Regions from separate parts of the Homo sapiens genome. Here region 1 is linked to region 2. The links are chromatin contacts, found by Hi-C in ENCODE. All regions are on one chromosome and are shown on one strand. The core of a region is the stretch at or near the end of the contact, and the rest is flanking DNA. Distances in the headings are between cores, read along the strand shown. Region 1 has its middle 290 kb from the start of TANK-AS1. Region 2 has its middle 170 kb from the start of RBMS1.

What was found. A loop is a pair of places that touch in the nucleus more often than their neighbours do. Pooled maps may share reads with other maps.
Region 1: a map of heart right ventricle shows a loop between it and region 2 (4-fold over the local background). The contact joins two enhancer-like sites. A Hi-C loop is called at or near these places in 3 of 168 maps with a recorded cell type or tissue (Right ventricle myocardium inferior, cardiac septum and heart right ventricle) and 5 of 50 pooled maps.

The regions. Positions count from the first base shown.
Region 1 is chr2:160,865,847-160,871,005 of GRCh38, reverse strand. No RefSeq gene overlaps it. Among named protein-coding and RNA genes, the nearest start is that of TANK-AS1, 290 kb to the left of the region's middle. Within about 2 kb of position 1,470, at least 5 of the 41 ENCODE cell types and tissues checked have a DNase peak (open chromatin) inside an H3K27ac peak, as active enhancers do.
Region 2 is chr2:160,662,305-160,667,798 of GRCh38, reverse strand. No RefSeq gene overlaps it. Among named protein-coding and RNA genes, the nearest start is that of RBMS1, 170 kb to the right of the region's middle. Within about 2 kb of position 1,283, at least 7 of the 41 ENCODE cell types and tissues checked have a DNase peak (open chromatin) inside an H3K27ac peak, as active enhancers do.

The sequences.
Region 1 (5,159 bases), core at 221-2,720, 200 kb before region 2:
TATCGTAAGAGGAAGTTAATGTCTAAAGTCAACAAATTGAGTAGTAGCAGTATACATGTATTATTTGGGGAGTAAAACATAGCTATCTGATGAAATAGCTAAGAGGCTAAATGGTAGTTGCCTCTGGTGAGTCGAACTGAGAAGTTGGGAAGTGTGGGGACTGAACAAGGGGATTGTTGCTTTCCTTTTCATATTTTCAGCACTATCTGTTAGATGACTGATGAAAAGAAAGACGTGTAAACATTTAAAAAACATAATTTCTTCTGGTAACAGTGATGATAACAGCAACAACAAATAAACAATCCAGGCTTTTGCTGGCTTCATTCTCTGATTTGGGAAAAGATGTATTACTGTCTTGGAGATGTATTACATTTGTGGATGACACCCATTGACTCCTTTGGGACACTGTGGTTTATTTTAGATAGCCTTAAAAATTTAAAAGCTAAATTGTGCAATTAACTTTTCAATGCTGCATGGTTTAGAAATTATGTAGCTATGTCAGGATAGTGTGTGTGTGTGTGTGTGTGTGTGTGTGTGTGTGTGTGCGTGTGATGTTTTCGAGAAATGTCAGTAGATTTGGTTCAGAACAAGAGCAACTTGCATTCTTCTGATAGAATTCCCAATTGGCCTGCAATGGTAATGCTTATGGGAAGATCAAGATTGTGCATGTGGTAATGTCTTAAGACTTTGGAAAAAACCTTTCGAATATTAGCCAGACTCTTTGAAGTGAATTCAGAAATACTAAAACACAATTCACAAAGAATGTTCTTTTGGAAGTGGTGAGTTGGACAGGAGCAGGAATGACTTTCAGTTTTATAACTTTAAAAATAAAATTTGAAAAATTTTATTTTAGATTCAGGGGCACATGTGCAAGTTTGTTACATGGGTACATTGTGTGATGCTGAGGTTTGGAACATGAAAGATCCTGTCACTCAGGTAGTGAGCATAGGACCCAACAGTTAGTTTTTCAACCCTTCTTCCCCCCCTTCTTCCCCAACTAGTAGTCTCCAGTGTCCATTGTTGCCATCTTTCTGATATGACTGTTTTCGGAGGTAAACAAACATATAAACAAAATACAAAAAAGATTACAGTTGGAGTTTTTGTGCTTCTAATGGTAATGGGGAACACAATAAGTAATAATAATAAACAGCAACTTTCAACTTGACTTTTGTCCAAACCAAATAGAATTTGAAATGTAGATGTTTTGACATTTGCAAAATGAAGAATCATTGTACTTTTGCATGATCCTAAAAAGTTCCCCATTCCTAACACAGCGTGTGTTAGGAATACAATACTACTAGATTGCATCATTTTTACTGTTATTGGTCAATGCAGCTTGGGTACATTCAATCACTATTCGTTGACTAGCTCTTTACCCACAGGAATAGACTGAACTACCCACAGGAATAGACTGAACTGACCTTGTTCTCTGTGGGTGAGGGAGCCTGTTCCTAAGACAAAAAAGCATGCAGCTTCTGCCAAGACCCACTTCCTTCCTGAGTCATTTTGGATGCAAACATCCTTGGCTTCATCTGATGGACAGAGGATGAGAAATCTATTTGTCAAATAAACAGGGTAAAGAGATGATAAAGAAAAAAATCACAACCACTATTTTGTAGCAAGCTGGGAAGGATGAGCATTACCTTAGTTTTCTGTTTTATGGGAGAGAAAAAGAGACTGGGAAAAGACTGTTCTAGATAGGCAAGAAGGTGAGGTGATCTATGGGTGGTGTTACCTGCTCGATCAGGCAGTTCTGGGAAAGGAACACATGCCTGGGGTATGCCACAGCCAGTAAAAACAACAAAATAAAGAAGCAAAAACAGTGTCTGGATCTTGCAGGGTTTGGGATCCAGGCTGGTGCTAGGCAATATCTTGAAGTAAAAAATGTGTTGTGTACAGCTGTTTACTTTAGCTTGCTCTCCCCTTACCTCCCCAGCCCCGACTCATATATACACTGTGGAGTTTCCAGTATGACTCTCCTAATCCCAGTGAGTTTGCCCGCTTATTAGATGACTGCAAGCCTGGGACCCAGGCTTTTTTTTTGACCTGGGGCTGTGGAGAGAGCCCCCTTCCTTCCCTGGCTGTCAAACTTTATGAATGTATGCTAGAGCTAACTGAAGCCATTGCTCTGGCCTCTTGTGGATGGCCAGTTTGAGAGAATAAGGCCCAACAAGAACATTCCAAAAATCCAGAGAGGAAGGTGTGAGAGGGAGACCATGAAAGGAAGAGCACTCAGGAAAGTTGGAGGAGAGCGTAACCAACAGGAAGTGACCGTACCCCTGAAGCCATTTCCAAGCCCACTCTGTCTCTGGTTTGGTCAATAAAAACCTTTTTTAATTTAAAATAGTTCAAGTTAGGTTTCAATTTGAGATGGAAAGATGCAGCCAAGAGTCTTGCCTTGAGAGACAGTAATGATCCCAAAGGGAGTGAAAAAGTCAATGGTGGGTTTTTAGATGTTGTAACACTTGGACAGAGGACATTTAGAGCAGCTTTCCTTTGTGACCTACTGTCATAGTTGCCGAAGGGAAAGGGAACACTGGGTAGTTTTTTAAGAAAATATAGATCCATTGAGGGAAAATTGATGCAAAACAAATGCATATATTGACATGTACAATTTGATGAGTTTTGATATATTAATGCACCAATGAAATCATCACCAAACTCAGGAGAATGAACACACCCATCACTTGCAAAAGTTTCCTTGTGACCTTTTGTAATATCTTCCTCCACATATTAACTTCCCACCCCAATCCCCAGGCAAACAATGGTCCGTATAAATGGAATCACAGTGTATGTACTCTTATTTAGGACATTATTTATTTAGAATATGGATTCTTTCACGTAGGATAATTATTTTTTGATTCATCCATGTTTTTGTATCCATAGTGCTCTCTCTCCCCCCACTTTTTTTTTTATTGCTGAGAGTATTGCATTGCATGGATATACCACAATTTGTTTATCCTTTCACCTGTTGCAGGACATTTGAATTATTTCCAGTTGTGGCTACCAAAAATGAAGTTGCTGTGAACATTAGTGTATAAGTTTTTAGATACACCTTTTCATTTCTCTTGGGTATATATGTAGTAGGAATAGGATTGCTAGCTTGTATAGTAAATGTTACGTTTACCTTTTTAAGAAATTACAGAACTCTTTTCCTAAGTGATTATAAGCATTGTTTAAAAGTTCTAGTTGCTACCAATCCCCATCAGCATTTGGTATTGCCTGTCTCTTAGTTGAGCCATTCTAATGGGTTTGTATGGTTTTAATTTGCATTTTTTAAACTTCTGACAATGTTGAGCATTTTTCATGAGCTTATATGCCATCCTTATGTATTATTTGATTAATTGTTCAAATCTTTTACTCATTTAAAAAATTCTAAAAAGTTTTAAAATAGCTTTACTTAGGCATAATTCACGTACAATAAAATTCACCCCCTTTAAGTATACAGATCAATGATTTCTAGTAAATTCATATAGTTGTGCAACAAATAGCACAATCTACTTTTACAAAATGTTCATCCCATCAAAACGTTATCTCCTACACATTTGCAGTGAATCTTCACTCCCACTCCCAGCCCTAGACAACCCTAGATCTGCTTTCTGTCTCTACATATTTGCGTTTTCTAGAAATTTCATATAAATGGAATAAGAAAAGATGTAGTCTTTTGTATCTGGCTTTTTTCACTTATCATAATATCTTTGAGGTTTATCTGTGCTGTAGTATGTATCAGTCATTTGTTCCTTTTTATTCCTGAGTAGTATTCAATTGTATGTATTCAATTATATGCATATATAACACTTTATCTATTTGCCAATTGATGGACATAAATAGTTTCTAGTTTTCAAATACTGTGAATAATGTTACTACAAACACTCATGTGCATATCTTTGTGGGACATATATTTTCATTTCTCTTAGGTAGGTACCTAGGAATAGAATTATTGGGGTGCATAAGTATATGCTTAACTTTTTAAGAAATGACCGAACTCTTTTTTCAAAGTGGCTGTTCTATTTTATATTTTCATCAACAAAATATGAGGGTTCCGGTTTCTCTACAGTTTTCTTCAACAAGATTCAAGTCAAATAACTACCATGCTAGTACATGTGGCCTTTTACTCTGGAAAACTGAATCAGGGATGGGCCCTTGGCTGATAGGTGCTCTGCCAGGAAAGCTCTGCCCATGAGGACTGACAGAAATCAATTGGGGATCCTCTCTCTGGTAAATTTGATATAAAGAAGGAATAAAGTGCTTGATGAAAATATATGCAGAAGGAAGCAGAGACACAGAAATGCTGAGTCCCATGAAGGCAGAGCACTAGAGGAGAGCTTGGTGAACTGCTCCAGCCATGAGGGAACCGGATCTGCACTGGACCTTGACGGATCTCCCCTCTGACACAGCCTCTCCTCTTCTCCATCTGAAACCCTTCCACTGTTTCTTCTAAAGTAGTCCCTGATGATCAGCAAGTTCTCCCATGTCTTTACTGTCTCCTTGACCTATCTTATGTCTTCTCTAGAACTTGCCTTTCTGTCCCTAAGAGATTTCTCCTCCTGCAGAACTCTCAGATTGAGGCTGCTCATCTACTCACAATTCACATTCATCAGCTTTAAGAGGTAGAGTCAGTGCTCTCTTCTCTTTCTCATTGCCTTTACTACACCAGTGTTTCCTGCTCCAGACTAGATTTCCATACTTTTGTTAATGAACAAATGTGTATCTCCCCATGAGACTCAGATCACTTGACCATAACACTCTCCATCACAGTCTTTGTTTCTGTCTCCTTCTATCTCCTTATTCAATGAACACCTACAGTCAGTCCTCCTCTCCTCAGAGACTCCTACATGTAGGCAACTTACTCAGCCTCCTTGTTTCTGAGTCCCTTGACCTTCTCATCTCCAATGTCTGTCTCCTCTATTCTACTGTAGCCACTTCTTTCAAAGTTTCACTGTGGAACTTGTCATTGCTGTGACTCTACCTCTGAAGTTATTAATTTAAGCATTTCCCTCTCTGACAACAACTTTCTAACTTTCCAACTTGCTTTGTAAAGTACCTCCTCTTCAAGTGTTCTCTCACCTCATCAGGACTTCCTTGATCAAGATTGATAACTATCCTCCTTCTTAATCTATTAAAGCCCTGCTATCTTCACTTCCCATTCTCTCCAGCTC
Region 2 (5,494 bases), core at 34-2,533:
CATAATCCACGTGGTTCAGTCTCAGAGCAGTATTATGGCTAAAAGTATACAGTCCTTGCAAACAAATTTAATTTCAAAATAAATGAAGCCCTTTTCTTGTATGTACTGAACACTATGATGAAGACACATGAGTTTCAGCAATTCTTAAAATCCTCTTTTTTCTCCCCTCCACCCAACACTATCATATATAATGTCTGTTCCTGGACCTTTCTCAAATCTCCAAAAAATCTCCTCTACCTTCAACCTACATGACTTTTTCTATTATTTTTCCACTTACTTTTCTTCTTCTAGCCCCTCATTATACAAATTGACATTATATATAAATGGGAAATAAAATGTATATTGACACTAAATCATTCTCCCTCATCCTCCTACTATTCCAATGAATCTCTCTGCCTGTTATTCTATTCTTTCTCTTCAAAGTCAGGAGAAATGGAAAGACACTTTTTGAAAGAGAAAAAACAATGACTGAACAAACCTGAAATTCTCTTTTGCAGACAGGTGGTAAGTATGAGAGAGAAACTAAAAATCTTCATACACCCATAATTTTTAGTTCGTTGCATTCTAATGGCTACAAAATTTACTGCCCTTTCAATGAAAGTATAAAGCTGTTCACAGAGAGTATCTAAACTTAAAATCCTGAAACCATCATTCCATTCAGACCATAATTTTTAAATAACATCAGCAGCAAGAGCTTAATAAATTGAAGGTTCTCCTCACTTCCTTTTAAGTACCTCAGAGAATTTAAAACCTAGAAGAGAGAGTTAGTTCAACTGTTTTTGCTCTACACATTTTTGCTTTGGAGAGTTGTAGTGGTTTGGGTTAAAATTTTGACCCTAAGCACTGTGATATTCCCTCCCACGATGTGAGTCCCAAGAAACATCTGGAGTCTTCTGCAATGGGTCTCTGAATTTTCATTTCCCTACGTGGTACATATACAGGTTGCACATTATGATTTAATCAGCTGTCTAGAAAAATAGGCTCTTAGAATTCTAACACACTGGAACCAGTTGTGGTGTTTTTAAAGTAACAGCAGGACCACACTTACATCCTAAGACAGCACTCAGTCAAGAGTTCTTTATATCTCTTTTACAGTTCCTCTCTTCATACAAAGTAAACTTTTCTTCCTTTGGTCAAAAGGACATAGGACGAGCTATCTAAATGAAAGCACAGTTCTCTTGTGTCTGATGAATCACTAAGTGACTTGGTTCAACATTAGGTCACTGTGGAACACAGACTGTAACAGAAACACATAAAAGCTCTGACAGGGGAGGGGAGAGATGCTATTCTGGAATATCGTTGCCAGAGTAACATAAACCTTGTGTGTTTTCACAAGGAAATGAGTCACTTGTTTCTGTTGGCTAAAACTCTGTTTTCTTTAATTTCATATTTTAGCTGTCTAATATATGCTGAAAGAGCCCAGGGTTTCCAGTCTTCAGACGGAGATAACTTGCTAATTAAAAGCTCAACAGAGGGTTTTGCATGGTAATTAAACAGAACTGGATAAAAGAAACACTCAAGCAAACAGGAGCACATAGCAAATGCAAGGGTGAGAGCACTCAAACCACAATCAGTCCTCTAAGAGGGCCTGGGGAGGGGGAGCAATACCCATTGAGATAATTCAGAAGACAACAACAACTACAAATAACATTCACTGGACCCAATTTGCTAAGAAAAAAGTATAATATACTCAGACAAACTCAGGATATTTTGCCTGGAATTATTGAGTTATTTTCACGTTTTCCTTTTTTTTTTAAGATTTACCATTAGAAAGACTTACAGCAGGGGCTACACACACAGAAGCCGTCTGAGCTTGGCTGGTGACAAACTAGTGATGCAGGCTGACTATGGGACAACAGGGAGTGATGGGGACTATGGCATTCAGTCAAAAAGTTTAAAATGCTGTGCTTTGCATAATGTATTTAATATTTTACCTGTGAGCCAGATTCATCCTATAGGGTACTAGATCGGGACCTCTGTTCTTGAGTGGCAAGAAACACATGCTTCTTCATTTTTATTTGAAGACTGGCTTTCTTTTAAATATATCCACTGATAAAAATGTCAATATTCATTCAAACTTTTAAAATTATTATTGATATAGATGTCTATATTAAGAATCCTGATACTTAATATATACATACATACATATATATGTGTATATGTGTGTGTGTGTGTGTGTGTGTGTGTGTGTGTAGTTCTCCTCCAGTTTCTTTGCTTTTACGTCCCAAAACATATGGCCATTTGGTACTACTCTGCCTATATTTTTTCTCCCTGTTCTTCTTGATACCTCTTTAAGCAAATAGTCATTACCATCTACCTCTAATGGGTTACAGCCTCTTCTCCCACACCCCAGAAACCTATTCTCAACTGCCCACTTTACCGGAACTGTTGACCTCTTAATCGCCCGCCCTAGTGGACTTTCCAGCCCTGATTCCCTTAGGCCTCCCTAACTCTGTTAGTCCTTACTGGGGACACTCCTTGTTTGTAATACTCTTCTTCATCAGTTTCCCCCTTAACCAAACTATGTTAATTCTCTTTATCCTTCAGTCCTCTGTTGACTTCCATATTTAAATTATCCAAGTCTGACCTCTCTCCCTAATTACCTTCTGAATATTTTTACTGATATCCAATATTCCACTCCAACATAATATTTTAAAAATCACACTCCCCATTTTCCTCCTCTAAACCAGCATCTCTTCCTGACTTCTTTATCTCTGTCAATGGTACAATCATTCTCTCCACAAGACAGTCTCAAACCAAGAAGCTGTCTTTGATTCTTCCCTTTCCTTTCTTTCTCCTACACACAGGATTAGTCGCCAAGCTTGTTGGCTCTTGTAAAGTAATCTATTCTATATCCAAGCCTTCTTTTCTGATCTCATAGCCACACCCTTGACCAGAACCTTGGTTATTATCACTTAATGCCTAATGTATTCCAACACTTCCCTAATCAGTCTCTGCCTGCAATCTCTCAGTGCTGCAACCCATCCTGCTCACTGCAGCCAGATATGCTGTATTTTAAACTCCGCTGTCATGGCTGACCCCTGCTCAAAGCTTCCAGTGACATCCTGTGCCTGTAAGTGCAGACATGGCAGTGTAGTGTTCAGGTTCTCCAGGAGGGTACCTCCTCTTACATTCTTATTTTCCTCATCTCCCACCTGAAGTCCTTCTCTTTCTGCACTGTTTCACTCCTTGTCCTTGAGCCTTCCCACCACCCAAATGATGCCCCCCCCTTCTAGAAAAAATGACCCTTCCCATTTTACCCCTACCCACTTTCGTGGCTCACCTCACTGACCACCTCCTCCCAGAAGCCTTTCCTGATCATATAGGCACTTTCTGCCATATTTCAGCTTGTGTTTATCAAAGACTTCATGAGTTTGGGTCTTGTGCTCTTCAAGAATTCTTAGCCCTCTAAACAGAAGAAGTCTTGTTCATGTATACTGTAGTCACAATGATATAGTTGCAATAGCTTTTCTATAATTATTTCTTGAATAAAGATGGTAATTATCTTAATACTGGCATCTATAGCTACTAAGTTGTACAGAGTGGAATATACATCTTAATGAGTGTGTTTTCAAGATTTTCATAACTTTTTACAGACATTTGTTCATCTTTCATGCATGTCTGAAAGATTTAAGAACATTAATTAAATGTCTAATCAATTTGTATCATAATTAACTTCTATCCAAATCCTTATTTAGCATCCATGTTCTTTCTTTTCTCCTTAGAAACATTTTCTTCTTCTCAGAGATATTTCTTCCTGCAATTGTATTTGTATCATATATACTTTATCAATTCTCATTTTTTAAAACCTGTTATTCAGTTTTTAGAATTTTAACTCATAATGTAGAATGTATATAGTCTCCCATTTTTCAATTGACTAGGATAGTCTCCAATAATAGAATTGCTGGGTCTAAGAGTATATGATTTTGTAATTTTGACAGATACTATCAAATAGCTATTTATAATAGAATGAACTATTTTCCTCCCACAAAGATGATGTCTAAGAGTGCCCATTTCTCCAAAGTGGGACTAACACAGTGCATTATTCAAACTTTTGGGGTTTTGTCAGTTTAATAGGTGAAAAATCGATTAAGGGTAGTTTTTAACAATTACCTTTGTTGCAGTATAATTTATATAATAAAATTTGTTTTAAGTATATAATGTTTTGAGTTTCGACAAACATATATGACGGTATTAATGTAATCACAACCACAAACATTATATAGAACATGTATAGAACATCACACCCAAAATCCTTCATGCCCCTTTACAGCAAATTCCCTAACCCCATCCCAAGCCTCTGACAACCATTAATTTGCTTTTAGCCACCATGGTTTTGCCTTTTATAGTACTTCATGAGGAATTATACAGTAGGCACTCTTTTCTGTATGGCTCCTCCTATTAATAAAATGTTTTTGAGCATCATCTGTGCTGATGTGTGTACCAATCTTTCATTCTTCTCTGTTGTAGCATAGTACTGCATTGTAGGGATAAATTAAAATTTGTTTATCCACTTACCAGTTAATAGACATATTGGTTATTTTCAGTTTGGGCCTATTATGAATAAAACCATCATGAATAATTGAGTATAAGCATTCCACATGGACAGTTCTATGCAAACCTGCCCCCTAAAGCCTAAGGATGCTGAGAGGCCAAATAAAGAGGCTAACAAATCCAGTTTCTTAAAAATAAATATTTAATAGGGACTTATAAGCAGAAACGATGTCTCAGGTGGCTGTGAGACAGTGGATACCCACACCTGCCCTTTGGAAAATATCTTTTCTATAGCAAGCTTTTAGGGCAAAACATGTGCAGCTGGTCACATCTCAGATTTTCTTGCCAAAACTCATGACTACTGGAGAGGTTGCCTAAGCATCTTTATGAGGGCTTATTTATCCTACAGGTATTGTTGTAAGACCTTGCTGCCAAACACCTTGGTATGCAGAAGTCATCATTGCTTCAAGATGGTGTCACTCTTGCCATACGACAGGTTGTTTTTCTATAATAAGTATTTGTGTGAAAATATGTTTTCAAAAACAAATTTTTTAATTTAAAAAAAAAAAAGAAAAAAGCAGTCCAGGTGCAGTGGCTTACACCTGTAATCCTAACACTTTGGGAGGCCGAGATGGGCCGACAGTTTAAATCCAAGAGTTCAAGACCAGCCTGGGCAACATGGCTAAACCCTGTCTCCACAAAAAATACAAAAATTAGCTGGTCATTACAGCACCCACCTGTAATCCCAGCTACTTGGGAGGCTGAGGTGGGGGATCGCTTGAGCCCAGGAGGTCAAGGCTGCCATGTGCCATGATAGTGCCACTGCACTCTAGGCTGGGAAACAGAGCAAGACCTTGTCTCAAAAAAAAAAAAAAATTAAAAAAAGAAAATACGTTTTATTTCTCTTGGATGAATCACTATAAATGGTATTGCTGAGTTGTATGATGTGTATTTTTAACATTATGAGAAACTTCCAAATTGTTTTCCAAAATTGCTGTGA